2 separate regions of the Homo sapiens genome follow, and region 2 is linked to region 1. Evidence: chromatin loops called from intact Hi-C (ENCODE). Cell type or tissue: psoas muscle. All regions are shown on one strand. Each heading gives the region's core, and the rest is flanking DNA. Links, peaks and the distances in the headings are about the cores only.

Evidence for each region. A loop is a pair of places that touch in the nucleus more often than their neighbours do. Peaks named below come from ENCODE experiments on the same cell type or tissue, not always from the same donor. Only the 100,000 strongest peaks of a DNase experiment are listed, where the experiment ranks them.
Region 2: a loop joins it to region 1, with 2.9 times the contacts of the local background. A loop is called at or near these places in 2 of 110 quality-filtered maps.

Annotation. Positions count from the first base shown.
Region 1 is chr1:150,940,508-150,956,221 of GRCh38, forward strand. SETDB1 (SET domain bifurcated histone lysine methyltransferase 1) reads left to right here. Exons shown (of 22, transcript NM_001366418.1): 5 at 822-921; 6 at 2,056-2,181; 7 at 2,345-2,546; 8 at 3,413-3,486; 9 at 4,411-4,601; 10 at 6,379-6,505; 11 at 8,615-8,771; 12 at 8,860-9,018; 13 at 9,951-10,583; 14 at 10,858-10,974. Among named protein-coding and RNA genes, the nearest start is that of SETDB1, 22 kb to the left of the region's middle. RefSeq lists enhancers at 87-231, 3,602-3,746, 9,457-9,601 and cis regulatory regions at 159, 3,674, 9,529. In psoas muscle, for the core only: no CTCF peak of the experiment used is centred there; no DNase peak of the experiment used is centred there.
Region 2 is chr1:150,339,897-150,356,149 of GRCh38, forward strand. PRPF3 (pre-mRNA processing factor 3) reads left to right here. Exons shown (of 16, transcript NM_004698.4): 9 at 502-581; 10 at 3,413-3,556; 11 at 4,266-4,365; 12 at 4,538-4,651; 13 at 6,122-6,240; 14 at 6,512-6,595; 15 at 9,261-9,322; 16 at 12,937-13,337. The coding sequence ends at 13,083. Among named protein-coding and RNA genes, the nearest start is that of RPRD2, 16 kb to the right of the region's middle. In psoas muscle, for the core only: no CTCF peak of the experiment used is centred there; no DNase peak of the experiment used is centred there.

The DNA.
Region 1 (15,714 bases), core at 85-8,084:
CAATGAGCTGAGATCGCACCACCGCACTCTAGCCTGGGGGACAGAGCAAGACTCTGTCTCAGAAAAAAAAAAAAAAGAGGCTAGGCGTGGTGGCTTACGCCTGTAATCCCAGCACTTTGGGAGGCTGAGGCAGGTGGATCACCTTAGGTCGGCAGTTCAAGAGCAGCCTAACCATGGAGAAACCCCATCTCTACTAAAAACACAAAATCAGGCTGGGCACAGTGGCTCACGCCTGTAATCCCAGGACTTTGGGAGGCTGAGGCGGGTGGAACACGAGGTCAGGAGTTTGAGACCAGCCTGGCTAACATAGTGAAACCCTGTCTCTACTAAAAATACAAAAATTAGCTGGGCATGGTGGCACGTGCCTGTAGTCCCAGCTGCTTTGGAGGTTGAGACAGGTGAATCGCTTGAACCCGAGAGGCAGAGGTTGCGGTGAACCTAAATCATGCCATTGCACTCCAGGCTGGGCAACAGAGCCAGACTCCATCTCAAAAAAAAAAAAAAAATTAGCTGGGCATGGTGGCGCATGCTTGTAATTCCAGCTACTCCGGAGGCTGAGGCAGGAGAATCGCTTGAACCCAGGAAGTGGAGGTTATGGTGAGCCGAGATTGTGCCATTGCACTCCAGCCTGGGCAACAATAGCTAAACTCCATATCAAAAAAAAAGAGTAAGGGCAGCTTTGCCAGATAAAGTAACCATAAGCTTCCAAACATAACTCACTCCATTTTGTTTTGTGAAATACAAGTTGTTTCTTATTCTGAAGTTATTTGTAACCCATGCTACTGTTTCAAAACTTGTTTTCCTCATCCCCTTTTCTACAGCTCCGTGAAGCTATGGCTGCCTTAAGAAAGTCAGCTCAAGATGTTCAGAAGTTCATGGATGCTGTCAACAAGAAGAGCAGTTCCCAGGATCTGCATAAAGGTTAGGGTCAAGAAATACCTGGGTACAGATGGGAGGTGAATTCTTACAGAGATTTTGTCTTAAGTCTTATGTCTGCTAATTGTTTGTGACATGCCAGACTCAGTATCCTTAGTAGTTATGAAATCCCAGTTACATTGATGGTGATTTTTCCAGTCTGTGATGGTTTTATCTCAATACCTCTTTAGCGTCCTACATTTAGGCTGTTTCCATCCTCATGACTGCTTCCAGGTGGAGATTAGGGAGAAGAGAATCACTCAGACTCTTGTTACAAAAAGGTTTGAGGCCAGGTGTGGTGGCTCATATCTGTAATTCTAGCAGCTTTGGGAGGCTGAGGCAGGAGGATCACTTGAGGCCCAGCATTAAAGACCAGCCTCGGCAACATAGTGAAACCCCATCTCTACAAAAAAAAATGTTTAAAAATTCTCCAGATGGGCCAGGCACGGTGGCTCACGCCTGTAATCCCAGCACTTTGGGAGGCCGAGGTGGGCGGATCACAAGGTCAGGAGTTCGACACCAGCCTGACCAACATGGTGAAACTCTGTCTCTATTAAAAATACAAAAATTAGCCAGGCGTGGTGGCGCACGCCTGTAATCTCAGCTACTCAGGAGCCCGAGGCAGGAGAATCGCTTGAACCCGGAAGGTGAAGGTTGCAGTGAGCCGAGATCATGCCACTGCACTCCAGCCTGGGCAACAGAACGAGACTCCATCTCAAAAAAAAAAAAAAAAATTGGCCGGGCACAGTGGCTCATGCCTATAATCCCAGCACTTTGGGAGACCGAGGCAGGCGGATCATGAGGTCAAAAGATAGAGACCATCCTGGCTAACATGGTGAAACCCCGTCTCTACTAAAAATATAAAAATTAGCTGGGTGTAGTGGTGCCACCTTGCGTGCCTGTAGTCCCAGCTACTCGGGAGGCTGAGGCAGGAGAATCGCTGGAACCCAGGGAGGCGGAGGTTCCAGTGAGCCAAGATCGCACCACTGCACTCCAGCCTGGTGACAGAGTGAGACTCCATCTCAAAAAAAAAAAAAAAATTACCCCACTTTCCCTAATTACCATACTACCCTCTTTACCTTCCCGTTCTCTACCGAATCTATGTCATAACTCTTGAGAATAACTTTGCTTCTTCTATAGGAACCTTGAGTCAGATGTCTGGAGAACTAAGCAAAGATGGTGACCTGATAGTCAGCATGCGAATTCTGGGCAAGAAGAGAACTAAGACTTGGCACAAAGGCACCCTTATTGCCATCCAGACAGTTGGTATGTGCAAACTTGGAGGAACCACTCCTGAAAGGCAACCTGCACCCTCCACTGCTGATTGTTTCTTTTCCCCATAACCTTCCCATTTGTCTCTCACATAGCAGCCTGGATTTATACAGAAACTGGCAGTGTTTAAAAAGATTTATCTTTCCCTTTTACTCAGGGCCAGGGAAGAAATACAAGGTGAAATTTGACAACAAAGGAAAGAGTCTACTGTCGGGGAACCATATTGCCTATGATTACCACCCTCCTGCTGACAAGCTGTATGTGGGCAGTCGGGTGGTCGCCAAATACAAAGATGGGAATCAGGTCTGGCTCTATGCTGGCATTGTAGCTGAGACACCAAACGTCAAAAACAAGCTCAGGTACCTGGACAGAGGACTGTAAAGGGGTAGAGGCTGGGAGCACAGCACCTGCCCTGTTCGTGCCATAGACCAGATACCACAATTAGCTTTTGTCTTCTTAGTCCCCAGTGGACTGAAACCCTTACTCTTTCTTTACCACAGGAGTCATGTGGGTGATTCTTTCTTCCTCTTTCTCCTCCTGTTTTTTTTCCTTTTCTTTCCTCAAAGAGAAAACTAGGAAGAGAATAATGAGGATTGATTAATGGTCAGGGGAATACAATTCACACAGAAGAAAGAAATGGAGACTAAATGGTTATTGGCAGCATAGGAATCTGATAGAGGAAAAAGAATATATGTTTTTTGGCCGGGCCCAGTGTCTCATCCCTGTAATCTTAGCACTTTGGGAGGCCAAGGCAAGTGAATCACCTGAGGTCAGGAGTTCGAGACCAGCTTGGCCAACTGGTGAAACCCTGTCTCTACTAAAAATACAAAAATTAGCTGGGTGTGGTGGCGCATGCCTGTAATCCCAGCTACTTGGGAGGCTGAGGCAGGAGAATTCCTTGAACCTGGGAGGCAGTGGTTGCCATGAGCCGAGATTGCACCACTGCACCCCAGCCTGGGCGACAGAAGGAGACTCCGTCTCAAAAATATTTATATGTATATGTGTTTTTTTAAAAGTAGGGAGGTATTGGTTAAATTAAGGGAGAACTCCTAACTCTCAAGTTGAGAAGAAAGAAAAACAGGAAGAAAGTAGTGGACTGGATTGTCTTCCCTGGAGTGCATCGTGTTGTGATCCAGAGAAGTAGAAGCTATGATAAAATAATTTCTGTGGATCATGTTAAATATCATAACCCCCAGATCTTTCTGCTGTCACTCTTCTTTTATAGGTTTCTCATTTTCTTTGATGATGGCTATGCTTCCTATGTCACACAGTCGGAACTGTATCCCATTTGCCGGCCACGTGAGTGTTTCTCCCTTATTCCTTAGCTCAGTTTTCTCCTCTACCTTGTATTTCTTCTTAGGACATCCAGTTGAAAAGCCCTAGTGTTTTTGGTATTTCAGTCTCAAAGAGCATAAGTTTGGTTGATGTCTTTTGCTCCCAAAGGTCAGTTTGCTCCCAAAAGAGATACAGTTTTATTGTTCATCTCCAGGACTGGGTCTTTGTAGACAAAGAGTGAGACACTAGAAGATCATGAATGGCCTTGAGTAGACTGCTCACGTTATAGATGTGCTTCAATTTCATTTCTAAGTGAGTTACGTTGGAAAAGGTGTTACTTCTTTCCTAGTGTCATACTGCACCTAACATTTGTATAAATGTGTAGTCTGCATAATGCTTTCCACAGAAGCTGTGTTAGATGGAACCTCATAGTGTCCACTATATTTGTTACCCTGGCTTGGGAGCAGACTCCTATGGAAACAATCATTTTTAACTGCAGAAGAATCAACTAACACTTTTGTTTACACATAACATGACAGTAAACACATTCTGAGTCTCTTAAAAACCTGATAGAGAATGAGAAGGAAGGACTAATTTTTTTCATTTCATGATGCCACCTGATCTTTTTAAATTTACCACTAGACTGATCAACAAGTGAGCAAGAATTTCCACTTGAATTTTCCAGAGGAGAAACATCCATTTGTGTAAAATAAGTGAATCACCTATATTGTACATTTCTTATTTAGTATTTACTTGATTTGTAAGTATGTACAGTTTGTACATTAGGTTTATTACTTAGGTGGTCTTGGCTTTGCTTCCCTTGAGGTTCTGATTTTACTTTTTCTCTCCTTTTCAACTTAAAAAGTATCAAATGTCTCCTGGCCAAGTCTTTTCCCTATCAAGACATGCCCTACCTGCCCTCTCAGTTCTACTTCTTCCTTGAAACAGTGAAAAAGACTTGGGAGGACATAGAAGACATCTCCTGCCGTGACTTCATAGAGGAGTATGTCACTGCCTACCCCAACCGCCCCATGGTACTGCTCAAGAGTGGCCAGCTTATCAAGACTGAGTGGGAAGGCACGTGGTGGAAGTCCCGAGTTGAGGAGGTGGATGGCAGCCTAGTCAGGATCCTCTTCCTGGTACTGTTCTTCTCTACAATTTTGGAGGCAGAGGTTGGTGGGGGGGGAACTTAAGAAGCAGTAATGAGGATGGTTTTATAGCTATTCCATAGCCTTCCTCTTTCTTATCCTCGTATGTGTTCTCACTGTTTTTGGTCAAATTTTACTTTGCCCTTTTTGTTGTTCCTCTGCAGGTCATTGTTGAAAATAAATTATCTGAATTATAATACGAATCTGCATGGTTTTGATTTATTTATTTTTTTTCTTTAGGAGTATTCACATTGTGTGTAGGTACAGAAAGGGCAGCCAATTCCATTTTTCCAGGGTTAAGGTTTTAGTAGGATAGTGGGACGAAGAAGAGGGATCAAGGAGTCCTGATTATCTTTCAAGGCTCAGTTTAACTCTTAGGTATTTTGTACTCATCCTTTTCTCCCTTCTCTCTCCCTTCTTAGAATCATATTTCTTATTTTTAAAAGTTTTAAAAACATTTTTTAATACTGCTGCTTGCAGAACAAGGCTACCTGATAGGCAGTGTGCCCAGAGTAGCCAGAAGAAATTAGAAGTTATATTTCTTCTTGGTGTTACCTCAGCCCGTTACTTCTAAGGCCTTATGATCCTTATCATGCTTTTTGTTTGGTGTTTTGTTTTGTTTTCAGACGGAGTTTCACTCTTGTTGCCCAGGCTAGAGTGCAATGGCACGATCTCGGCTCACTGCATCTTCCGCCTCCTGGGTTCAAGTGATTCTCCTGCCTCAGCCTCTCGGGTAGCTGGGACTGGCTAATTTTTTGTATTTTTAGTAGAGACGGGGTTTCACCATGTTGGCAGGCTGGTCCCGAACTCCTGACCTCAAGTGATCCACCTGCCTTGTCCTCCCAAAGTGCTGGGATTACAGGCGTGAGCCACCACGCCTGGCCTGTTTTGTTTTGTTTTGTTTTGTTTTGTTTTGTTTTTTGAGACAGTCTCACTCTGCCACCCAGGCTGGAGTGCAGTGGTGCAATCACAGCTCACTGCAGCCTCAACCTCCAGGGTTCAAGTGGTCCTCCCACATCAGCCTCCCAAGTAGCTGTGACTACAAGTGCATGCCACCACACCTGGCTGATTTTTGTATTTTTAGTAGAGACGGGTTTCGCCATGTTGCCCAGGCTGGTCTCGAACTCCTGAGCTCAAGCAGTCTGTCTGCCTCATCCTTTCGACATACCAGGATTATAGGTGTGAGCTATTGTGCCCAGCTGTCATACCTCTTATACTCAGTATAGATATCTGTTGCTCCTGTAATTCCTTAAACAAGGAGTATATATTTTTCATTGTTGTGTTCCTGATACCCATCATGGATCCTGGCACATACTTTATTAAGTAGATAAGGAATTTTTTTTTGGGGGGGATGGAGTTTCGCTCCTGTTGCCCAGGCTGGAGTACGATGGTGCAGTCTCGGCTCACCACAACCTCCGCCTCCCTGGTTCAAGCAATTCTCCTGCCTCAGCCTCCCGAGTAACTGGGATTACAGGCATGCGCCACCACACCCGGCTAATTTTGTATTTTTAGTAGAGACGGGGTTTCTCCATGTTGGTCAGGCTGGTCTTGAACTCCCAACCTCGGGTGATCCACCTGCCTCAGCCTCCCAAAGTGCTGGGATTACAAGCTACAGGCGTGAGCCACTGTGCTTAGCTTAGACTAAGGAATTTAAGGCTCATCAGGGAGGATTCCCAGAGGTGACACATGGTATATATCCTCTACACAGGACAGGATAGATTCTAGCCTTTAAGCTATTTCCCTTCATTCTTTTCTCTCAATTCCCCAGGATGACAAAAGATGTGAGTGGATCTATCGAGGCTCTACACGGCTGGAGCCCATGTTCAGCATGAAAACATCCTCAGCCTCTGCACTGGAGAAGAAGCAAGGACAGCTCAGGACACGTCCAAATATGGGTATGTCCTGAAAGATTCCTGGAGGAAGGAAGAAACAGGCCAACCAGCAAAGGAGATTATATACAATGGCTATCCTTTGATTAGCATGGTTACACTGTATACTCATTGGAAACAGGATATGTGCCCTGAGTTGTTTCCAATCATGGTGATCAATTTGTGCTGCTGCTTCCACATGCTGTGGCTCTAATTTGTTCTAAACAACCACATAAAAATCTGAAACAGTTGGCTTTAGGTTAGGGTGATAGTAGTTACCCTCTGTTATCCACATGAGAATTGTCAGTTTTGTGTGTTATCTATGGTTAGTTTTTTCTTTTTCTTTTTTTTTTAAATAGACCCGGGGCTTGATATGTTACCCAGGCTGGTCTTGAACTCCTGGGCTCAAGCTGTCTACCTGCCTCGGCTGCCCAAAGTGCTAGGATTACAAGTATGAGCTACCACATCCAGCGTATAGTCAGTTTTCTTTAAAACCCAGACCTGGCCAGGCACAGTGGCTGACATCTATAATCCCAACACTTTAGGAAGCTGAGACAGGTAGGTGGTTTGCTTGAGCTGAGGAATTCAAGACCAGCCTGGGCAACATGGTGAAACCCTGTTTCTACAAAAAAACACAAAAATTAGCTGGGTACAGTGGCATTAAGCTGTAGTCCAGGCTACTCAAGAAGTTGAGGTGGGAGGATCAATTGAAGCCAGGAGGTCGAGGTTGCAGTGAGCTAGATCGTGCCACTGCACTCCAGCCTGGGTGACAGAACGAGACCCTGTCTCAGAAACAAACAAAAAACAGATTTGGTTTTCTTTTTTAATATTACTGTCATACTTTCTGGTTGATTTTTCCTGCCAAAATTAGTTGGTTAAAGAATATATTTCTGAAAATATTTCCCCAAAGTATAACATAATTAGGTAAATCATCTGAGATAGGAAGATATAAAGTCTTATCTAAGGCCCAGCATGGTGGCTCGTGTCTGTAGTCTCAGCACTTTGGGAGGCTGAGGTGGGAGTATCACTTGAGGCCAGGAGTTGGAGATCAGTCTGGGCAACATAGAAAGACTCTTATCTCTTAAAAAAAAAAAATGCTGAGTGTGGTGGTGTGCACCTGTAGCCTTAGCTACTCTGGAGGCTGAGGCAGGAGGATTGCTTGAAGCCCAGGATTTCAAGGTTACAATGAGCTAAGGTCACACCGCTGCACTTCAGCCTGAGTAACAAAGTGGAACACTGTCTATAAAAAGAAAAAAAAGAGGCTACTCTGCCGACAGAGTAGCAATTTTTTTTTTTTTTTTTTGAGATGGAGTCTGGTTCTTTTGCCCAGGCTGGAGTGCAGTGGCACCATCTCAGCTCACTGCAACCTCCGCCTCCCGGGTTCCAGCAATTCTCCTGCCTCAGCCTTCCGAGTAACTGGGGTTACAGGCGACTGCTACCATGCCAGGCTAATTTTTGTATTGTTAGTAGAGACGGGATTTCTCCATGTTGGCCAGGCTGGTCTTGAACTCCTGACCTCAGGTGATCTGCCCGCCTCAGCCTCCCAAAGTGCTGGGATTAAAGGCATGAGCCACCGCGCCTGGCCGTTATTCTTTTATTCCTTTACTTTGTGAATAAACTTGCTTTCACTTTAATAAAAGAAAAAGTATTATCTAAGTCAAAAAACAATGTATGCCAGCGTCCATGCCAGTCAATAATGGGAACTGAGAGTCTAAGCACTTACTCAAAATGTGTCCATTGCTGCTTTTTTTTTTTGAGACGAAGTCTTGTTCTGTTGCCCAGGCTGGAGTACAGTGATGTGATCTCGGCTCACTGCAACCTCCACCTCCTGGTTTCAAGTGATTGTCCTGCGCCTTCCGAGCAGCTGGAATTACAGATGTGCACCACCATGCCCATCTAATTTTTGTATTTTTAGTAGAGACGGGGTTTCACCATGTTGGCCAGGCTGGTCTCAAACTCATGACCTCAAGCAACCTGCCCACTTCGGCCTCCCAAACTGCTGGGATTACAGGCAAGAGCCACTGCGCCCAGCCATTGCTTCCTTTTTATATTGTATAAGTTAAGGATCAGATGTGTGACTGAATACAAGCGTCATAGCTATCATCTTCTCAGTGCTCAATTTCCTTTTTCCTATAGGTGCTGTGAGGAGCAAAGGCCCTGTTGTCCAGTACACACAGGATCTGACCGGTACTGGAACCCAGTTCAAGCCAGTGGAACCCCCACAGCCTACAGCTCCACCTGCCCCACCTTTCCCACCTGCTCCACCTCTATCCCCCCAAGCAGGTGACAGTGAGTGAGTGTTATTCTTTCTTTTTCTTCAGTTTCTTTCATATTATATTTTCCACATCCCTTACTATATGCCCTCTTCTCTAATCTCCTAGAAGCTTGGAAAGCCAGCTTGCCCAGTCACGGAAGCAGGTAGCCAAAAAGAGCACGTCCTTTCGACCAGGATCTGTGGGCTCTGGTCATTCCTCCCCTACATCTCCTGCACTCAGTGAAAATGTCTCTGGTGGGAAACCTGGGATCAACCAGACATATAGGTGAGAAAATCTGAGGCTCTCTGTAGGCAGGATAGCAATGAGTGGTCACTGTGTAGGGGAAGGTTCCTTGGCTGTAAGCGAAGGGCTTAGTTTAAGCTTATGATAGTGAGGAGTTTGGACTTGAAAAGGAAGCTTTACCCATAGAAGTTCCTAAGAAATAGAAAGTAAGAATAATTGAATTGGAAGCTGGGTGCTTGGAAATATGGTATCATCTGAAAGCCATTTGTTAAAACTTCTTGTTGAACATGGTGCCATCATTGCTAAAATAGAAAGGAAACACCACAGCCTCTTTCCTTGGAGTTAGTAAGGACATTTTTAGAACACGCAGCAGACCAAAAAAACATTGGTAGAAGACTGGATTCTACTTCCATAATTCACAGGCAAATACATTTTAGGAAAAGGTATACTGTTGAAATAGAGATGTTAGGCCGGGCGCGGTGGCTCATGCCTGTAATCCCAGCACTTTGGGAGGCCGAGGCGGGTGGATCACCTGAGGTCGGGAGTTCGAGACCAGCCTGGCCAACATGGAGAAACCCTGTCTCTACTAAAAAATACAAAATTAGCCAGGCGTGGTGGCGCATGCCTGTAATCCCAGCTACTCAGGACGCTGAGGCAGGAGAATCGCTTGAACCCAGGAGGCAGAGGTTGTGGTGAGCCAAGATCGTGCCATTGTACTCCAGCCTAGGCAAAAAGAGCGAAACTTGTCTCAAAAAAAAAAAGAGAAATAGAGATGTTATCAGTCAGTGAAGAGTAACCAGGGAGTTTCATTGTCCAGGTTTGGTAGGGCAAGGGAAGATCTTTCTTGAATCATCTTTAGCTTCAGGAGCACAGCTGTTTGAAAGATGAGAGAAATGGCTTAGCTACCTGGAGGGTTAATTATAAAACAGAGGTCCTGTTGCCTTCCGATCTGATCACTTGCATCTCATTTGCAGATCACCTTTAGGCTCCACAGCCTCTGCCCCAGCACCCTCAGCACTCCCGGCCCCTCCAGCACCCCCAGTCTTCCATGGCATGCTGGAGCGGGCCCCAGCAGAGCCCTCCTACCGTGCTCCCATGGAGAAGCTTTTCTACTTACCTCATGTCTGCAGCTATACCTGTCTGTCTCGAGTCAGACCTATGAGGAATGAGCAGTACCGGGGCAAGAACCCTCTGCTGGTCCCGTTACTATATGACTTCCGGCGGATGACAGCCCGGCGTCGAGTTAACCGCAAGATGGGCTTTCATGTTATCTATAAGACACCTTGTGGTCTCTGCCTTCGGACAATGCAGGAGATAGAACGCTACCTTTTCGAGACTGGCTGTGACTTCCTCTTCCTGGAGATGTTCTGTTTGGATCCATATGTTCTTGTGGACCGAAAGTTTCAGCCCTATAAGCCTTTTTACTATATTTTGGACATCACTTATGGGAAGGAAGATGTTCCCCTATCCTGTGTCAATGAGATTGACACAACCCCTCCACCCCAGGTGGCCTACAGCAAGGAACGTATCCCGGGCAAGGGTGTTTTCATTAACACAGGCCCTGAATTTCTGGTTGGCTGTGACTGCAAGGATGGGTGTCGGGACAAGTGAGTTGGTGGGGGGAATTGCTGCCCCTGCTTCCAACTTTGTTATGGTGTCTGTTTCACCTCTTCCTTTGCCTTGTATCTGTACTGCTTTCCCCATCTTCCTTTACCTCCTCCCTCACCTGGAACTCCTGCTATAAGGCCTCCATGAAAGCTATGAGGTAGGGAGGCTGGAGTCTGACATGGCCACACTGAGCAACCTTGGGTACATGTGTATTGTGTTATTTTTGTTCTCTGATCCCCCCGCTCCTTTCCTTTATTTCCCTCTGTCATATAGGTCCAAGTGTGCCTGCCATCAACTAACTATCCAGGCTACAGCCTGTACCCCAGGAGGCCAAATCAACCCTAACTCTGGCTACCAGTACAAGAGACTAGAAGAGTGTCTACCCACAGGGTAAGTGGTCAAGGAATGGCACAGTACCTCAGAGAGACTGAGGAGCATGTTCTTGTTTTTCTGTGCTTATAGAAATCATCAGAAATCTAAAAATTGGAACCAAAAATAGAATACCAGATGAGGCATTTTATTAATTAGATCTTATTTCATGACTTCCAAAACACATTTTTTTTCTTGGACCTTCCTTGAAATGAAGACATAGAATGATTGAATAGTATCTAGCAATTTTCTGTTGCAAAAAAAGATTATCTTAATTTCATAGCTAAATGAATGTCTTAACAGATTGTGATTTACACTTGTAAGTGAAATGTGTTCAGAGAGGAGAAGTAGGCAGGGACCTGATTACATAGGGCTTTGTAAATCAGAATGAAAAAAGTTAGAATCAGGCTGGCACAGTGGCTCACACCTGTAATCCCAGCACTTTCGGAGGCCAAGGTGGGTGGATCACCTGAGGTCAGGAGTTTGAGACCAGCCTGGCCAACCTGGTGAAACCCTGTCTCTACTAAAAATACAAAAATTAGCCGGGGGTGGTGGCGGGTGCCTGCAGTCCCAACTACTTGGGAGGCTGAGGCAGGAGAATCGCTTGAATCCAGGAGGCAGAGGTTGCAGTGAGCCAAGATCATGCCACTGCACTTCAGCCTGGGTGACAAGAGCGAGACTCTGCCTTAAAAAAAAAAAAAGAAAAGTTAGAATCAAATTCATGGTGCTCTTACAGGATTTTAAGCTGCCAAGTGATGTGACCTGCCTTTTTCAGATTACTCTGGCTTCTTTGTAGATCATAGGTCTTAGGATGGCAAAAGTAGATTTTGGAAGACCAATTAGGAGATCGTTATAGGAGTACAGCAGAGAGAGACATTGTTGCAGCTATGACTTGCAATAGAATGGAGGTGATAGTAGAGGTAAGAAGGATAGATTTGGGCTGTATTAATAGGTAGAGCTACAGAATTGGATAGATTATGGAGTGGGGGGAAAGAGTAGAATCAAGGACAATTCCTAAATTTTTGGCTTGAGCATCTTAGTGGTTGTTGGTGCTTTTTACTGAGATGGAAGACCGAAGGAGTAGTAGGTTTGAGTGAAATTCAGTTTTTGTTTTGGCCATGTTAAGTTTGAAATGCCGCCGGGCGCAGTGGCTCACGCCTGTAATCCCAGCACTTTGGGAGGCTGAGGCGGGCGGATCACCTGAGGTCGGGAGTTCAAGACCAGCCTTGACCAACATGGAGAAATCCCGTCTCTACTAAAAATACAAAAAAAAAAAATTAGCCGGGCATGGTGGCGCATGCCTGTAATCTCAGCTACTCGGGAGGCTGAGGCAGGAGAATTGCTTGAATCTGGGAGGCGGAGGTTGTGGTGAGCTAAGATCGCACCATTGCACTCCAGCCTGGGCAACAAGAGCGAAACTCAGTCTCAGAAAACAAAACAAAACAAAAAGTTTGAAATGCCTGTCAGGCAATCCAAGTAGAAATGTCAAGAAGACACTGGGATTTCTGGAGAGAGTGGGATATAAAAATTTAGGAATCATCAGCACAGGAGTATTTAAAGCCTGAATAAGTTCACCTAGAGACAATGTTGATAATAGAGAAGGCGGCTCAGGAGTAAGCCCTGGGTGCCCCAACATTTAAAGGTTGAGCAGAGGAGGTGGAACCAGCATGAGGTTGAGGACAGCTACTGAGGAGGGTGAGGCCGAAAGATTACTTGAGGCCTGGAGTTTGAGACCAGACTGGGCAACATAGTAAGACCCTGTGTCTAAAAAAAAATTGTTGGGGCTGGGCGTGGTGGCTCACGCCTGTAATCCCAGCACTTTTCGAGGCTGAGGCAGGCAGATCACTTGAGGTCAGGAGTTCAAGACCAGCCTGGCCAATATGGTGAAACCCCATCTCTACTAAAAATACAAAAAACTTGCCAGGGATGGTGGCGAGCACCTGTAATCCCAGCTACTTGGGAGGCTGAGACAGGAGAATCACTTGGACCCAGGAGGTGGAGGTTGCAGTGAGCCAAGACCGCACCATTGCACTCCAGCCTGGGCAAGAAAAGCAAAATTCTATCTCAAAAAAAAAAAAAAATTGTTGGCCATGCGCGGTGGCTCATGCCTGTAATCCCAACACTTTGGGAGGCCAAGGTGGGTGGATCACCTGAGGTCAGGAGTTCAAGAACAGCCTGGCCAACATGGTGAAACCCCATCTGTAATAAAAATACAAAAATTAGCCAGGCGTGATTGTGCACGCCTGTAATCTCAGCTATTTGGGAGGCTGAGGCAAGAGAATCGCTTGAAGCTGGGAGGCAGAGATTACAGTAAGCTGAGATTGCACCACTGCACTCCAGTCTGGACAACACAACAAGACTCCGTCTCAAAAAAAATGATTTAAAAATTAAAAAAAAAATTTTTTTTTTTTTTAGATGGAGTCTTGCTCTGTCGCCCAGGCTGGAGTGCAGTGGCGTGATCTCAGCTCACTGCAAGCTCCGCCTTCCGGGTTCACGCCATTCTCCTGCCTCAGCCTCCCGAGAAGCTGGGACTACAGTCGCCCACCACCACGCCTGACTACTTTTTTGTATTTTTAGTAGAGACAGGGTTTCACCATGTTAGCCAGGATGGTCTCTATCTCCTGACCTCATGATCCGTCTGCCTCAGCCTCCCAAAGTGCTGGGATTACAGGCGTGAGCCACCGCGCCCAGCCTAAATTATTTTTTAAAAAATTAGCCGGGCATGGTAGATGCATGCCTGTAGTCCCAGCTACTTGAGAGGCAGAGGCAGAAAGATCACTTGAGCCCAGTAGTTCAAGGCTGCAGTGAGCTATGATCACACCACTACACTCTAGCCTGGGGTGACAGAGCATGACTCTTATCTCTAAAACAAGAGGAGGACAACAAAAGAGTGGGGTATAGCATGGTAAACTGGTATATATAAACACGTGAACTAATAAACCTAGTGATCAGAATACATAATTAACAGAACAGAGGAGAAAAGCATCAGTGAAATAATTCAGAAAGTGTCCCATAATTGAAGGATCTTTGTTTCTGAATTGAAAGGGCCAGTTAGGTCCCAACATAATGAAGGATAAAGGTAGGTTCCCATTAAGAGACATTATCATAAAATGTCAGAACACTGAGGGAAAAAAAAATCCTAAAAGCTTCTAGAGAAGAGAAATAGAACACGTTAAAAAATAGACTTGAAATGACTTCAGCCTTCCCTGAAAGTAGCACTAGAAGCTAGATAGCAATTGGAGAATCTGTTCAGAATTCTAAGGGAAAATTATTTCCAACCTGGAATTTTAAACTCGGGCAAACTATCAATTTGGTGTTACAGTAGGCTAAATACATTTTTTTAGACATGCAGTACCTCAGAGTTTTTCATCATTCCCCTTCTCAGAAAGTTTCTGGAAATATTTGCAAAAATGAGAGGGAAAGGCAGGAAAGGGGAAGACAGGTGACAGTGCAGTGAAAGAGGCTTCCAGGCTGACAGCTGTGTACTAGGCATAGAGAAGAGCCACTGCAGGAGCAGGTCAGATGCTGTAGGAGCGACTTCTTCAGGAAAATTGGTTTAACAGAAAACCTGAGGTGCCTGAATACATTCAGAGGAGATCGAGACTACTGGGGAGATCATAGGATGAATTTGTACTGATAACATTGAAAAACTAAACAAAGGAATAGACAGTTGTTTAGTTGCATTGCTGTATCATGTATGTTTTAATTATTAACAAAATTTTGAATCTAACAATAGCGTTTAGATTTGATAATGCTGGGTGGTACATGAGTGTTCATATCTTTTTTACACGTTTGAAATGTTTCATAAAAATATTTTCAAATAATCACAAATAATATATCACTCCCCTGCTTAACTCTATAATATAGTCCCTCTGCTGTTTGGATTTTATTCTGACTCTTAACCTTAGGTTATATATTTGGCCCTTTCCTGTCTCCCTCCAAAGTCATTCCAACCACACTGATATTTTTCAGTTCCTGGATCCAGTTCAACCAGTGTTTTCCAGCCTGCCTCTGGAGACTTGCACATGCTGTGCCTTCTTCTTGGCATCCTTCCACTTTTCTTTGTGTGGCTATCTTCTTTAACCTTGAGCTTTCAGCTGTAAAGTCACCTCCTCAGAGAGACCTTCCCTGACCACTTTAAAACTAGGTCATTTTACTCCCTTAATTCTCTCATTGAGCACCATGTTTGTGTTCTTTATAGCATTTATGACAACTTTTGTTGACTTGTTTTTCTTTTTTTCTATTATATAAGCTCCTTCATGAGGGCAAGGATCTTATCTGTCTCTTTGTCTTGCTAACCATTGTATCACCAGTTTACCCAATGCCTGGCACATAGTAATCACTTAGGCCAGGTGCAGTGGCTGATGCCTGTAATCCCAGCACTTTGGGAGGCCAAGGCGGGCAGATCACTTGAGGTCAGGAGTTCGAGACCAGCCTAGCCAACATGGTGAAACCCTGTCTCTACTAATAAAGTATAAAAAATTAGCCAGGCGTGGTGGCACATGCCTGTAGTGCTAGCTACTCAGGAGGCTGAGATGGGAGAATTGGTTGAACCCAGGAGGCAGAGGTTGCAGTGAGCCGAGATTGCACCATTGCACTCCAGCCTGGGCGACAGAAGGAGACTTCGTCTCAAAAAAAAAAAAAAAGCCAAGCGCAGTGGCTCACGCCTGTAATCCCAGCACTTTGGGAGGCCGAGACAGGTGGATTACGAGGTCAGGAATTCAAGATCAGCCTGGCCAAGATGTTGAAACCCCGTCTCTA
Region 2 (16,253 bases), core at 293-8,292, 600 kb before region 1:
TATTTTTAGTAGACAAGAGTTTCACTATTTGGCCAAACTGGTCTCAAACTCCTGACCTCAGGTGATCCACCTGCCTTCATCTCCCAAAGTGCTGGGATTATAGGCATAAGCCACATCACCTGGCCCTGCTCCATCATTCTGATACATGGCTTTAGTAGATTTTGTCTTAGCCTTTCGTTGCCCCTTCTTTGTCAGCCACTGTTCCAGGGACTTATTGTCACTAATGAGAGAACATAGCGTCTGTCAGCTGTGGCATGGTAGAAAAAAGGTTGAGAATGATTGCTGTGGAGAGTGTGTTCAACCATAGAGGGACTCAGTTTTCTCATCATGAAAATTATGTGTAATTTAACTATATATTTTAGGTACCTAAATGCTATTTTAGGTATATCAAGCACAAGAACCCATTATAGAGAGTGGGTTTTTTCATTGTATTTCTGAGACTCCTCTCTTAGAATCATCTCTACCCGCATATCGTGTTTTCTTTTCTTCCTACAATTTTAGTACAGAGGAAAATCCCAAGAGAGAAGATTATTTTGGAATCACAAATCTTGTTGAACATCCAGCCCAGCTCAATCCTCCAGGTAATGTATAGATTCCTGAATCAAGTCTCTAGAGCAGCATTACCCATTGGAAATTTATACAGTGAGGAACATGTTCTGTATCTATGCTGTTCAATACAATAGCCACTACCCATGTGTAATTCTTTTTTTTAATTCAGTTTTTTTCCTGACAATAGTTTGTTGTTTGACCAGTGAACATACATTTTAAGTGCATATTCCTGTGCTTAGAATTTCATGAGACAGCCAAGCATGGTGGCTCATGCCTCTAATCCAAACACTTTCGGAGGCCAAGGCAGGAGGATTGCTTGAGGCCAAGAATTCAAGACCAGTCTGGGCAACACAGTGAGACCCATCTCAAGGAAAAAAAATTTGGCTGGGTATGGTGGCTTATGCCTGTAATCACTGCACTTTGGGAGGCTGAGGTGGGCAGATTGCTTGAGCTCAGGAGTTCGAGATCTAGGCAACATGGCAAAACCCCATCTCTACAAAAAATAAAAAATCAGCCGGGCATGGTGGTGTGCATCTGTAGTCCCAGCCTCTTGGGAGGCTGAGGTGTGGAGGATGGCTTGAGCCTGGGAGGTGGAAGTTGCAGTGAGCTGAGATGGTGCTGCTGCACTCCAGCCTGGATGATACTGCCAGACCTTGTCTCAAAAAAAAAAAAAAAAAAAAAAGAAGAAAGAAAGAAAGAAAAAAACCCAAAATTTCATGAAGCTTTACATTTACAGTTCCCTGGTTGTTCCTAGGAAAGAGCCCTCAGCTTGCTCCTTTTATAGAACCACATGTTGTTGTGGCATCCACAGCTAAATGCAAATGCAAGAGCCAAACTCTTGGGTTGGTGTGTTATTAGATGCGATATGCTCCACTACCCACTGTGAGGGATGCTAATTCCAAAGGGCTTTTTGTTAGTTTCCCAAAGTTGAAACTGGGAAACAAAGTTGCTTCTATTTTTTTTTTTTTTTTTTTTTTGAGGAGGAGTTTCGCTCTTGTGGTCCAGGCTGCAGTGCAACGGCATGATCTCAGCTCACCACAACCTCTGCCTCCTGGGTTCAAGCAATTCTCCTGCCTCAGCCTCCTGAGTAGCTGGGATTACAGGCATGTGCCACCACGCCCAGCTAATTTTGTATTTTTAGTAGAGACAGGGTTTCACCATGTTTGGTCAGGCTGGTCTTGAACTCCTGACCTCAGGTGATCTGCCAGCCTTGGCCTCCCAAAGTGCTGGGATTATAGGTGTGAGCCACCGCGCCCGGCCTTTTTTTTTTTTTTGAGTTGGAGTTTCGCTTTTGTCACCCAGGCTGGAGTGCAATGGCACTATCTCCGTTCACTGCAACTTTCACCCCCCTGGGTTGAAGCTATTCTCCGGCCTTAGCCTCCGGAGTAGCTTGGATTATAGGTGCCTGCCACCACACCTGGCTAGTTTTTGAACTTTTAGTAGAGACAGGGTTTTGCCATGTTGGTCATGCTTGTCTTGAACTCCTGACCTCAAGTGATCTGCCCACCTAGGCTTCCCAAAGTGCTGGGTTTACCGGCGTGAGCCACCGCACCTGGCCCTAATTTTGTTTTCTACATTTGCCAGGTATCATTGAATGAGGGGGTTTAACAGCTTAAAGGAAAACAACTAAGAACACTACTTAAGAAAGATAAGAGGCCAGGCGAGGTGGCTCATGCCTGTAATCCCAGCACTTTGGGAGGCCGAGGCGGGCAGATCACGAGGTCAAGAAATCAACACCATCCTGGCTAACAAGGTGAAACCCCGTCTCTACTAAAAATACAAAAATTAGCCAGACGTGGTGGCGGGTGCCTGTAGTCCCAGCTACTCAGGAGGCTGAGGCAGGAGAATGGTGTGAACCCAGGAGGCAGAGCTTGCAGTGAGCTGAGATTGCGCCACTGCACTCCAGCCTGGGCAGCAGAGCGAGACTCCGTCTCAACAAAAGGAAAGATAAGAATGTTTTTTAAAAACATAGCCATATTGCCGGGCACCAGGCCTGAACTGATTTTAATCTTACTGATCCCTTATTAACGAGTTTTCTTCATTTTCTATTTAAAGTTTATACACACACACACACACACACATGTTTTTTGAAATGGAGTCTCGCTGTGTTGCCAGGCTAGAGTGCAGTGGCAAGTGGCACAATCTCGGCTCACTGCAACCTCCACCTCCCGGATTCAAGTGATTCTCCTGCCTCAGCCTCCCGAGTAGCTGGGACTACAGGTGCGTGCCACCACGCCCAGCTAATTTTTGTATTTTTAGTGGAGTCAGGGTTTCACCATGTTGGCCAGGCTGGTCTCGATCTCTTGACCTCGTGATCTGCCCACCCGTGCCTCCCAAAGTGCTGGGATTACAGGTGTGATCCACCGCACCTGGCCTCAATATATTTTTTACATAAAATGTTTATAATAGAGTTGGGTCTCACTTGGTTGTCCAGGCTGGTCTCGAACTCTTGGGCTCACGCCATCCTCCCACCTTGGCCTATCAAAGTGCTAGAATTACAGGCATAAGCCACTGTGTCCAGCCTAAAGTTTCTTTTAATGATATTGATATTTACCTAGGTTTCTTTAATATTTTTATTGCTGTCCGGGCCTGGTGGCTCATGCCTGGCCAACATGGTGAAACCCCATCTCTACTAAAAATACAAACATTAGCCAGGCATGGTGGCGTGTGCCTGTAATCCTAGCTACTCGGGAGGCTGAGGCAGGAGAATTACTTGAACCCAGGAGGCAGAGGCTACAGTGAGCTGAGATCGTGCCATTGCACTCCAACCTGGGTGACAGAGTGAGAGAGAGAAAAAAAAAAAATATATATATATATATATGTATTCTTACTGCTTTGGTATACTAATATCTCTGCCTGACAGTTGACAATGACACACCAGTTACTCTGGGAGTATATCTTACCAAGAAGGAACAGAAAAAACTTCGGAGACAAACAAGGAGGGAAGCACAGAAGGAACTACAAGAAAAAGTCAGGCTGGGCCTGATGCCTCCTCCAGAACCCAAAGGTGCATTTCTCAGTGGCCTCTTCTGTTAAAAAGAGTGGCAAGTTTATGTCTTTAATCCTGGAGGAACTTTAACATCTCTGTGTTTGAGTGATTTCTGTTTCTAAGAATTATTCTTGGGGTCCTTTTTCTCCAAGTTTTCTACCATCTTTTCATATTAAGATAGGTCAACACATTCATTATAGAGGCCATTTATGGCTTATTTTTAAGCATACTGATCATACAACACTCTGGTTTTCCTGGAAGAATACAGGTCTTGAAATTCATGGAGATAGTAGTTGCAGTATTTGCGTAGACTTTTTATGTACATAATTCTTAATGTTTTAATTTTTACAATGAAAGTACAGGATAAAAAACTTGACCCTGTAGTTACATTCTCGTTCAGCAGTATTTTGACTGAGCACTATTATTTATAAGCTCTTTCACTAGATGCTGTGATCAGTGTGAAAAATATGAAAGGAATTAAGTTCCACGTCCTTCATAAATTTTCAGATAATGTAAATGCATACCAATCTTCAACTTAATTGTGTGAACTTCTGCAAATGCTGAAGTGATTGGATGGGATTTTCAAGATAGGAGTTATTGGAGGAAGTGAGTTTAGAGCAGAGATTTGAAATAGGTAAATAATATGAATTGGTATGGAAGAAATAACAAGTTACTCCAGCTGGAGAAGTGACTTCAAAGACTGATTGTTGTCCTCTCTTCACTGCAGTGAGAATTTCTAATTTGATGCGAGTATTAGGAACAGAAGCTGTTCAAGACCCCACGAAGGTAGAAGCCCACGTCAGAGCTCAGATGGCAAAAAGACAGAAGTAAGTGCCATGGGATTGGGTGGAAACCTCGGGCAAGTACCTTTCCCAAACTCTTCTGGGGGGTCCATATTTGGAGGGAGGGGAGAGTTCTCCGTTGCTCTCTCTTTCCCTCAGCCCTGCCTCTGATCTTCAATGCCTTTCTCACTTGTGGATGTCCTTCCTGTCACGACAGAGCGCATGAAGAGGCCAACGCTGCCCGAAAACTCACAGCAGAACAGAGAAAGGTCAAGAAAATTAAAAAGCTTAAAGAAGACATTTCACAGGGGGTACACATATCTGTATATAGGTAGGTGTCCATACTGGGCCAAACTTCCCCTTAGAATTACTAAAACATTTTCCAAGTGCTTGAGGCAGAATCATTGTGGCCTAAAAGCATACCTAACACCAGTTCCTACTCTCTTTTAATGACCCTAGTGTGGATCAAGAGCTAGTAAATCTTGTAAAATAGCGAGAGTTAATGACTTATGTTTATGGTTACCCAGTTCTTCCCTCTCAAGTCTTCTTTTTTTTTTTACCAGAATATTAGTTCTGAACAAGTCAATATACTTGTTCAGGCCAAGATGTGAACTAAAGATTGTATGTCCTTTGAGAACTATAAAATATCATCCTATTTCTTTTTTTTTTCATCTTTTTTTTTTTAAATGGTCTGAGTTTGCTTCCAACATCCATGGAAGCATTACAAATTTTCTTTCCTCCGTAGTCATATCCTTACCCTGATGTATTGCTGTGTTTCATCCTCACTCCAAAATGCATTTTATATGTTGTAAATATTTTTCTACCTTTGTGTTGATTTAATGTTTTTATTCTTTTATGTTGAGTACATGTGTATCTTCTATTTTTAAAATGTGCTTATTTCTATTAACTAGTTCTTTATTATAAAAGTGGTACATTATCACAAAAATAGTGAATGCTTATTAAGATTTAAAAAATTGTCTGACAACACAGAAGAATACTTACTCAAAATGTCTCCTTTCTATTCTCTGATCCCTTAGAACCACTCTCTTTAGGTAATTGCTATTAACAGTTTTTCACATATCCTCCTAGAAAATTTTCATGCCTATATAGTGATCCTATATATATATTTTATTTATTTATTTATTTATTTTGAGACGGAGTTTCAGTCTTGTTGCCCAGGCAGGAGTGCAATGGCGCGATCTCAGCGCACTGCAACCTCTGCCTCCCAAGTTCAAGCAATTCTCCTGCCTCAGCCTCCTGAGTAGCTAGGATTACAGGCACGCACCCCCACGCCCGGCTAATTTTTGTATTTTTAGTAGAGATGGGGTTTCACCATGTTGGCCAGGCTGGTCTTAAACTCCTGACCTCGTGATCTGCCCACTTTGGCCTCCCAAAGTGCTGGGATTACAGGCATGAGCCACCGCACCCAGCCAAGTAATCCTATATTATAAGAGTCTAAGGGTCTAGAGGACAAAAAGTCTGTAGGTCTTTACATTGTCAAGAACAATGAGATTGTAAGTATTTTTGGATGATAGTAAATACCTCTCCCTGACTCTTAGAGTAAACTTTGGTTAGTAATGTAATGGTTAATGTAAAGTGCTAGACTTTGAAGAAATGTAAGAGTGTGGAAATATTTCTAGACTCATCAACTCTACCTTTTAAGCATTCATCTATTTGTTTACTCCAGAGGCCTTTGTTTATAGAGAGGAAACCATTTTGGATTCATCTTTTTACTTGCCACTCCATTCAGGCAGCTGCTGATGCTAAAATGGAAGACATAACTAAACTTTCCCTTCTCCAGAGTTCGAAATTTGAGCAACCCAGCCAAGAAGTTCAAGATTGAAGCCAATGCTGGGCAACTGTACCTGACAGGGGTGGTGGTACTGCACAAGGATGTCAACGTGGTAGTAGTGGAAGGGGGTGAGTCTGAAAAACTTGAGGGAGACTGTCCCCAGACAACCCTAGGCTTAGAGTGATTAGCATTGTGGGGAGAAAGGAGAAAAAGATCGTATTTTAGTGCCATACCTGATATAATATGCTAGGTCTCTGCTTCTGTGTTTTTTGGAGTAGAAGGCCCTAAGATGTGGTTCCTGAGATTGCTTCAACTACCACATTAATGTCTGAGCTCAGAGGTTCTTTCTACCCCATCATCTTCCACAGTTCTGGCAAAATTATTCTTCTCTGTTTCCAGGCCCCAAGGCCCAGAAGAAATTTAAGCGTCTTATGCTGCATCGGATAAAGTGGGATGAACAGACATCTAACACAAAGGGAGATGGTGAATGGGGGTTAGAGGGGATTAAGGGGGAGAGCTATGGGAGGTGGGGATGGTGCATCTGTCCGTTCATCTTATTTCCTCCCTGTGACACTCTTGATAACACTAGATAGTGTTCAGGAATTTTAGAAAGACCCGTTTAGACTTTGAGCCTCCTAGACATTCATACAATATTTACTACATGATTATATGCATGAATGGTAAAGCTATTTTTTTGCCTATCATTTAAGGCTTTTCTACCAGCTGGTTTCTGTGTCTGTCCTGGATCTGAGTACCGGTTACATGAATTTATTCAGTATTTGAAAATTCAGCAAGCAGCTAGGCATGGTGGCTCATGCCTGTAATCCTAGCACTTTGGGAGGCTGAGGCGGGCAGATTGCCTGAGGCCAGGAGTTCGAGACCAGCCTGGGCAAACAACGTGGTGAAACCCCATATCTACAAAAAGTACAAAAATTAGCTGGATGTGGTGGCACACACCTGTATTCCCAGCTACTCAGGAAGCTGAGGTGGGAGGATCACTTGAGCTTGGGGAGGTCGAGGCTGCAGTAAGCTGTGATCGTGCCACTGCAATCCAGCCTGGGTGACAGAATGAGACCCTGTCTCAAAAAAAAGAAAAAGCAAATCTAGTAAGCTATACATTCATGTGTACAGTGTCTATATTATATTATTATTTGATTTTTTTTTTTTTAAGGATTGAAGCCAAAAAGATCTTCAGGTCAAAAAAGCTCTGCTTTGATCAAACTATTTCTTTTGTCTGATATATATATATACACACATACACATACATACACACACACACACATACATACACACATGTACACACACATACACATACACACAATACACACACATACATGTACATGTACATACTCACACATATGCTCTTCAACTTAATGATGGGGTTAGTTCCAATAAACCTGAGATAAATTGAAAATATTGTTAAGTCAAAAATGCATTTAAGGCCAGGCACGGTGGCTCACACTTATAATCTGAGCACTTTGGGAGGCCGAGGCGAGCAGATCATTTGAGGTCAGGAGTTCGTAACAGCCTGGCCAACATGGTGAAACCCCGTCTCTACTGAAAACACAAAAATTCGGGGCGTGGTGGTGGACCTCTGTAATCCCAGCTACTCGGGAGGCTGAGGCAGGAGAATCGCTTGAACCTGGCAGGCGGAGGTTGCAGTAAGCTGTGATCGCACCACTGCACTGCAGCCTAAGCGACAGAGCAAGACTCCATCTCAAAAAAAAAAAAATGCATTTAATACATCTGACCTACAGGACATCATAACAGCCTAGCCTTCCTTATACTTTCTCAGAATACTTAGATTAGCCTACAGTTGGGCAAAATCATCTAACACAAAGCCTATTTTTATCTCATGTAAGAGTATTTTACTGCATATTGCTAGCCCAGGAAAATCTCAAAATTTAAAATTTGAAGTACATTTTCTACTAAATATTTATCACTTTCACACTATACTCAAGGCAAAAAATTGTAAGTCAAGGACTGTCTGTCTATATTTGAAGGCCAGACATTCTTCTGGCCATCATACTCCCATTAGTGTTCATTCTTCTCATCTTTGAACACCTGGATTAGCATTTAAAATCTGCAGAGAGGCCTGGTGTGATGGCTTATGCCTGTAATCCCAGCACTTTGGGAGGCCGAGGCGGGTGGATCACCTGAGGTCAGGAGTTTGAGACCAGCCTGACATGGTGAAACCCCGTCTCTACTAAAAAATACAAAAATGAGCTGGGCGTGGCAGCGTGCGCCTGTAATCCCAGCTACTCGGGAGGCCTAGGCAGGAGAATCACTTGAACCCAGGAAGCGGTTGCAGTGAGCTGAGATCATACCACTTCACTCCAGCCTGAGTGACAGAGCAAGACTCCGTCTCAAAAAAATAAAAATATAAATAAAATCTGCAGAGAGTTCATCTTAAGATACCTGAGAATAAAAAATATTTTGTTCTACACGTGCATTTTTTTTTTTTTTTTTTTGAGATGGAGTCTTTGCTCTTTTGCCCAGGCTGGAGTGCAGTGGCACCATCTTGGCTCACTGCAGCCTCCGCCTCCCAGGTTCAAGTGATTCTCCTGCCTCGGCCTCCTGATAAGCTCGGATTACAGGCACCTGCCACCACACCTGGCTAATTTTTGTATTTTTAGTAGAGATGAGGTTTCGCCATGTTGGCTAGGCTGGTCTCAAACTCTTGACCTCAGGTGATCCACTCACCTCAGCCTCCCAAAGCGCTAGGATTACAGGCGTGAGCCACCACGCTGGCCGATAATTTTGATTTGGTATATCTGCCCTCCTCCTCCATTGGGTGAAAGTTTTTTGAGAGTAATATATGATGTTGACATATGAAGCCTGCCTCCCAAAGTGCCTAGGACAAGTTTTTATTCTTGACTGCTTGTCTTTTATTTCCTTATTCCCAGTACCTGGTGGAGCTCTTGATTCATAACAAGTGCTATGTAAATGCTAATTGTATCAATTAATATTACTGCCTACTTGGAGCTTCAAGTCTAATTTGGGGAAAATAAAGAGCAACAGAAAAGAGAACACTTGGTCCAACACATAAAAAGGGTGATAATATTTTAGAGAGTTTGGGTAGACTTGAATATTATTTGTTTAGAACCTGAATCTCAAGTCTAAGTCTGTAACAAGATTTCTCTTCCAGATGATGAGGAGTCTGATGAGGAAGCTGTGAAGAAAACCAACAAATGTGTACTAGTCTGGGAGGTAGGTGATCCTTTGTAAAACATTGTAAAACTTTAGCCAACTCCTGAATATTTATACTATTTGAGTGGAGCAATGGAATGTAAGATGTAATCAGTGAATAATGTTTTAAATAATTTATGTTTCTTTTTGGAATCCATTTTTAAATGGTTGGCAGTAAATTCTTCCTGATCATCTGTTTAATTAAATTCGTGAGTATTTAGTATATGCTATCTGGGGAAGTGCGTGGACAGTGCTGCTGGTAGCAGGAATACAAATTCTCTACCGAAAATTATTTATTTCACAGTCATGAATATGAGACTTGGAAACGGGAATGAATTGTTGTTGGATTTACCTTTGGATATAGTGAAGGAAGTACTAGACTTAAGAATATAAAGTTAGGAGGCTGGGCAGTGCTGCTTATTAGCTGTGCAATCTGGGCAAGACACTTAATGTCAAATTCTGTTGCCTTAGCTATTGTTCTCTATATTGTCAAGTTTTTGAGAATGAAATTAGATAATTATGTGATAGTGCTTCATAAAATGTGACTGAATCACTCTTCAAGTGGAATATTTTTTATGGTTATCTAGTTCTTTAACCCCTGAAGCCTTCTTAGAGAACCAGTATTAAAACCAGTATTAATGTTTTCATGTTTGCTTTTAGGTATAGTACATGTATATCTTTTTTTGGGGGCGGGGGGGCGGGGGGCGGTATGGAGTTTCGCTCTTGTTGCTCTTGTTGCCCAGGCTGGAGTGCGATGGCGTGATCTCGGCTCACCGCAACCTCTACCTCCCAGGTTCAAACGATTCTCCTGCCTCAGCCTCCCAAGTAGCTGGGATTACAGGTGCACGCCACCATGCCCGACTAATTTTTGTATTTATAGTAGAGACAGGGTTTCTCCATGTTGGTCAGGCTGGTCTTGAACTCCCAACCTCAGGTGATCCGCCTGCCTCGGCCTCCCAAAGTGCTGGGATTACAGGCATGAGCCACTGTGCCCAGCCCCTCCATTTCTTTTTTTTTTTTTTTGAGAGAGTTTTGCCCTTGTTACCCAGGCTGGAGTGCAATGGTGCAATCTCAGCTCACCGCAACCACCGCCTCCTGGGTTCAAGTGATTCTCCTGCCTCGGCCTCCCGAGTAGCTGGAATTACAGGCATGAGCCACCACGCCTGGCTAATTTTGTATTTTTAGTAGAGACGGGGTTTCGCCATATTGGTCAAGCTGGTCTCGAACTCCTGACCTGAGGTCCGACTGCCTTGGCCTCCCAAAGTGCTGGGATTACAGGCATGAGTCACTGCGCCCGGCCATATATCTTCTATTTTTAAAATGTGCTTATTTCTAGTATATGTGCTGCTGAAGCGAGCAGTAAAATGTGCTTATTTCTATTAATGAATTCTTTATTATAAAAGTGGTACATTATTACAAAAGTAGTAAATGTTTATTAAGATTAGAAACAAATTCTAATTATACAGAAGAGTACTTACTGAGACCCAGCACAGTGGCTCACGCCTATAATCCCAGCACTTTGGGAGGATGAGGTGGTTGGATCACTTGAGCTCAGGAGTTCAAGACCAGCCTGGGCAATATGGCGAAACCCCGTCTCTACAAAAAATACAAAAATTAGCCTGGCCTGGTGGCGTCTGCCTGTAGTCCCAGCTACTTGAGAGGCTGAGGTGGGAAGATTGCTTCAGCTTTGGAGTTTGAAGCTGCAGTGAGCTGTGACTATGCCACTGCACTCCAGCCTGGGCACCAGAGTGAAACCCTGTCTTAAAAAAAAAAAAGAAAAAGTCTCAGGCCAGGTGCAGTGGCTCATGCCTATACTCCCAACACTTTGGGAGGCTGAGGTGGGCGGATTACGAGGTCAGGAATTCGAGACTAACCTGGCCAACATGGTGAAACCCAGTCTCTACTAAAAATACAAAAATTAGTGGGGCGTGGTGGCCAGTGCCTATAATCCCAGCTACTTGGGAGGCTGAGGCAGGAGAATCGCTTGAATCTGGGAAGCGGAGGTTGCAGTGAGCCGAGATCGCACCATTGCACTCCAGCCTGGGTGACAGTGCGAGACTGTGTCTCAAAACAAAAGTCTCTTCCTATTCGCTGATCTCTTCAGACCAGTCTTTATAGGTAATTGCTATTAATAGTTTTTCTTCTGAAGGAGCAATCAAAAAATAAAAATTAAAAAAAAAGGTTTTCATGTATCCTGCCTTATCCCAGATTCTTCAATTTATGCATACAAATTAGATGATAATAACCATAGTATTTGTTCTCTGTTTTATAAGTTCCCACCTGCATATTTGTTATCTTTTTTTAATCAACTTTTTTTTTTAGAGATAGGGTCTTGCTCTATTGCTCAGGCTGGTGTGCAGTGGCGCAGTCATAGCTCGCTACAGCCTTGAACTCCTAGGGACAAGCAATCCTCCAGTCTCAGCTTCTCAAGTATCTGAGACCTCAGGTCCACACCACTGTGCCTGGCTAATTTTTTTTTTTTTTTTTTTTTTTTTTAGAAATGGATCTCACTATGTTGCCTAGGCTTGTCTTGAACTCTTAGCCTTGAGTGATCCTCCCACCTCAGCCTCCCAAAGTGCTGGGATTATAGGCATGAGCTACTGTGCCCAGCCCTACCTTCACATATCTCAGCACCCTCATCTTTCAATTTTCTTCTATTTATCTCTGAAGAGTACTTACTGAAAAAGTCCCGGCTTCTTAGAGAACCAGTATTAATGTTGTAGGAATTTAGTTTTCAGGAATTGTCTCTCATGTTCAGAAATAAGCCAAGTTCTGCTCCAGCCTCCTTATTGGAGTCTACTCCCTGAACGCCTCTTGAGGTATTGCTTTATGACTGCCATTGCTGCTGGTAACTTTGGCAAGAATGCCATTCTGCCCAGTACTGTCTTTTTCTGTTGTAATTCTCTGCTGGTACCTGCTCTTCTTCTGTTCCCCGCCCCCAGTTGTTCTTTGTTGCTGGGCCCCAAAGCCTCCTGCTTATATAAATAGTTTCTGGGGCCTTTTTGAAGGCTCAGATTTAGTCCTTAAGGCCTGGTAGGAGATAAGTTTATCTCATTCCACCTTCCATAGTTCTTCCTGACTTGCTGTTCCACCCAGGCACCAGAGCAAATAATTCCTCACTTCATTTCAAAAAACTAAAAGCCTTATGCATATGAATTCGTAAAATCTCATACAAATATCCAAGGAGGCCGGGCGCGGTGGCTCACGCCTATAATCCCAGCACTTTGGGAGGCTGAGGCGGGAGGATCACGAGGTCAGGAGATCGAGACCATCCTGGCTAACACGGTGAAACCCCGTCTCTACTAGAAATACAAAAAATCAGCTGGGCGTGGTAGCGGGCGCCTGTAGTCCCAGCTACTCCAGAGGCTGAGGCAGGAGAATGGTGTGAACCCGGGAGGCGGAGCTTGCAGTGAGCCGAGATCGTGCCACTGCACTCCAGCCTGGGCGACAGAGCGAGACTCTGTCTCAGAAAAACACAAATATCCAAGGAAATGGAGGTCACAATTTTTTTTTAACCATAAAATCACGTTCAGCTGGGCACATGTCTCACAAATGTTACTAGGTCTTCTTATAAAAGAATATTATCTGATTTAAATAAGAAATTGAAGTGTTTTTATTATATATCTCTTTTCTAGGGTACAGCCAAAGACCGGAGCTTTGGAGAGATGAAGTTTAAACAGTGTCCTACAGAGAACATGGCTCGTGAGCATTTCAAAAAGCATGGGGCTGAACACTACTGGGACCTTGCGCTGAGTGAATCTGTGTTAGAGTCCACTGATTGAGACTACTGCAAGCCCTTGCCTCTCCTCCCTTGCCTTTGTCTCTTCAGTCCTCTCACTTATTCTATTTCCCAACCCCCTCCCACTTGTTTGTGTGATCTCAGAACTGTGCCAAGCAGACACTGGGACAAAGGGAGAATATCTTGCTCCCCTCCTGAGTCAGCCTGGTGTTGCCCTTTATTCCCCTTATGTGCATATGATTAAAGAGTTATTTTTAAACTTGGTGTGATATTTTTCACACATTCGTAAGTATTAGAGTTTGGGTCTACAGGTGATCTTTTTTCCGGACTTTTAGCAATTGCTGTGGAAAAAAACATTTTTTGTCATTGACATTTATTTATATATATAAATGGATGAATGGATGGATGGATAGATGGATGTGTATTTTTGAAGTCTAGTGGAAATGTTTGATCTCATCCTGGAGCTAGAATGATAAATACTGTTTTCCTGGAGCAGAATGAAGCAGGGAGATGTGTAAAGTGGTAAGGGAGGAAGGAGGGACAAATGAGTATCCATCCCTTAACCAAGAGAATCACCAGGTTAGACAGATTACCTCAGGACTTGGCTAAGTAGTCTTTCCAGGAAATCAGTTCCTCTAAGGGATGCATATGTGGGAATGTGTGTTGTGGGTGAAATGGACACAGGGAAAGTCCAAGGAGGATGCTATGGGTCAGTTTGTAAAGTGGAATAGGATTTAAGAATTTAGCCCATTTTGTCTCTTTTACTAGTTTAAAAATCCGCTTCTAATAGAAATTGTGTAGTTTTTTTTTTTTTTTTTCTATCTATGAATCCGACTACATGTGGGTGGTTTTATTTCAGCATTTAATGTTTCTGGTTTGATTTTAGGAGTATTTGAAGTCCAAAATTTTTACCATACCTATCCTTCCGTTTCATATTGCCTCTGTTGGGAATGGATCAAACAAGTCAATAGAGCTCCCATACCTTCTTGCTAGGTGGAGCATGCTATGAATTGGTATTGGAGAATGGATGTTTGACAAAAAGTTAAAACATTCTGTGTTATAAAATTAACCCCCTTTAAAAAAAAAAATCTGTATTTCAGGTCCTGGTCAGAGTTCCAACTTTAAGGTAGTATTAGGGAGCACTACCATCAAGGAGGTGGGAAGAGATAGGGGACCACACAGGGCTTTGAGGTAAAACTAGTGCAACTTCTCTCCTTCTTAATTTTAATTTTTTTTTTTTTGTTTTTTGTTTTTAGACCGAGTCTCGCTCTGTCGCCAGGCTGGAGTGCAGTGGTGTGATCTCGGCTCACTGCAACCTCCACCTCCCAGGTTCCAGCAATTCTCCTGCCTCAGCCACCCGAGTAGCTGGGACTACAGGCGCACGCCACCACACTCAGCTAATTTTTGTATTTTTTAGTAGAGATGGGGTTTCACCATATTGGCCAGGCTGGTCTCAATCTCCTGACCTCGTGATCTGCCCACCTCGGCCTCCCAGAGTACTGGGATTACAGGTGTGAGCCACCGCGCCTGGCCTGATTTTAATTTTTTTGAGCTCCAGCTCAAAGGATTCTCCTTTTTTAGAGATAAGCAAGCTGAGCTTGGTGGCTCCTGCCTGTAATCCCAGCATTTTGGGAGGTCGAGGCAGGCAGATCATCTGAGGTCAGGAATTCGAGACCAGCCTGCCCAACATGGTGAAACCCCATCTCTACTAAAAATACAAAAAATTAGCTGGGTGTGGTGGTGGGCACCTGTAATCCCAGCTACTTAGGAGGCTGAGGCAGGAGAATTGCTTGAACCCAGAAGGCGGAGGTTGCAGTGAGTCAAGATCGTGTCACTGCACTCCAGCCTGGGCGACGAGAGCAAAACTCCTTCTCAAAAAAAAAAAAAAAAAAGGCCAGGAGTGATGGCTCACGCCTCTAATCCCAGCACTTTGGGAGGCCGAGGCGGGTGGATCACGAGGTCAAGAGATTGAGACCATCCTGGCCAATATGGTGAAACGCTGTCTCTACTAAAAATACAAAAATTAGCTGGCATTGTGGCACGTACCTGTAGTCCTAGCTACTTCGGAGGCTGAGGCAGGAGAATCACTTGAACCTGGGAAGCGGAGGTTGCAGTGAGCCGAGATCGCGCCACTGCACTCCAGCCTGACGACAGAGCCAGTCTCCGTCTCAAAAGAAAAAAGCCAAAAAAAGAGATAAGCACGGCTGGGCGCAGTGGCTCACGCCTATAATCCCAGAACTTTGGGAGGCTGAGGTCGGTGGATCACCTGAGATCTGGAGTTTGAGACCAGCCTGACCAACATGGAGAAACCCCATCTCTACTAAAAATACAAAACTAGCCGAGCGTGGTGGTGCATGCCTGTAATCCCAGCTACTCGGGAGGCTGAGGCAGGAGAACTGCTTGAACCCAGGAGGCAGAGGTTGCCCTGAGCCACGATCGCACCACTGCACTCCAGCCTGGGCAACAAGAGCAAAACTCCATCTCAAAAAAAAAGAGAAAAGCAAACTAACCCAGATGAGTGAGGCTCATCATCTGAAGGATGGTACAGGATGAAATCTTTGAAATAACTCTAGCTTACCAGGACACAGCAATGAAGATTTTGAGTGCTTACTAGTAATTATATCTATGAAACTTGGGAGCTAGAGAATTGAACTAGCTATTTTAGTATTTCTTGATTTAAGCAAATGCAGGGGAAAAATTCATTGTCATAAAAATGAGTGTTTTTGTTCTGTTAAAGGATTTGTTACAAGTATATGTGTAAATAATTTATACACTACTTCAAAAATGAATTGATTGCATAAGATCTAAAAGAAATATTTATATTACAATATGCTATAGTTTATTGTAATGTACCCATAATGAGACTCAAACTTGTCTTGAGTATATCACTCGTCTCTCTGTGCCTCCAGGTGTTAATTGTTGTTAAATTTTCTCAAGCATTACCTCCTTATTTCTCCTTACAAACTTATAAGAGATATGCATTTTAGAGGTGAGGAATCTGAGGCTTAGAGTAAATAATTTGCCCAAGTTTATGACTTAGTAAGTTGTAGAGCTTGATTTGAACCCAGATTTGTTTGAGTACAGACCAAACTGAGCCACTAAGTGTATATTGCCTCATTTGTACAATAAAGAGGTAGGGACAGATATGTTCTTTCAAATGAATGTTATTCTCAGGATAGTTCTTACCTGGGGATGCTGTTATCACTGAAAATA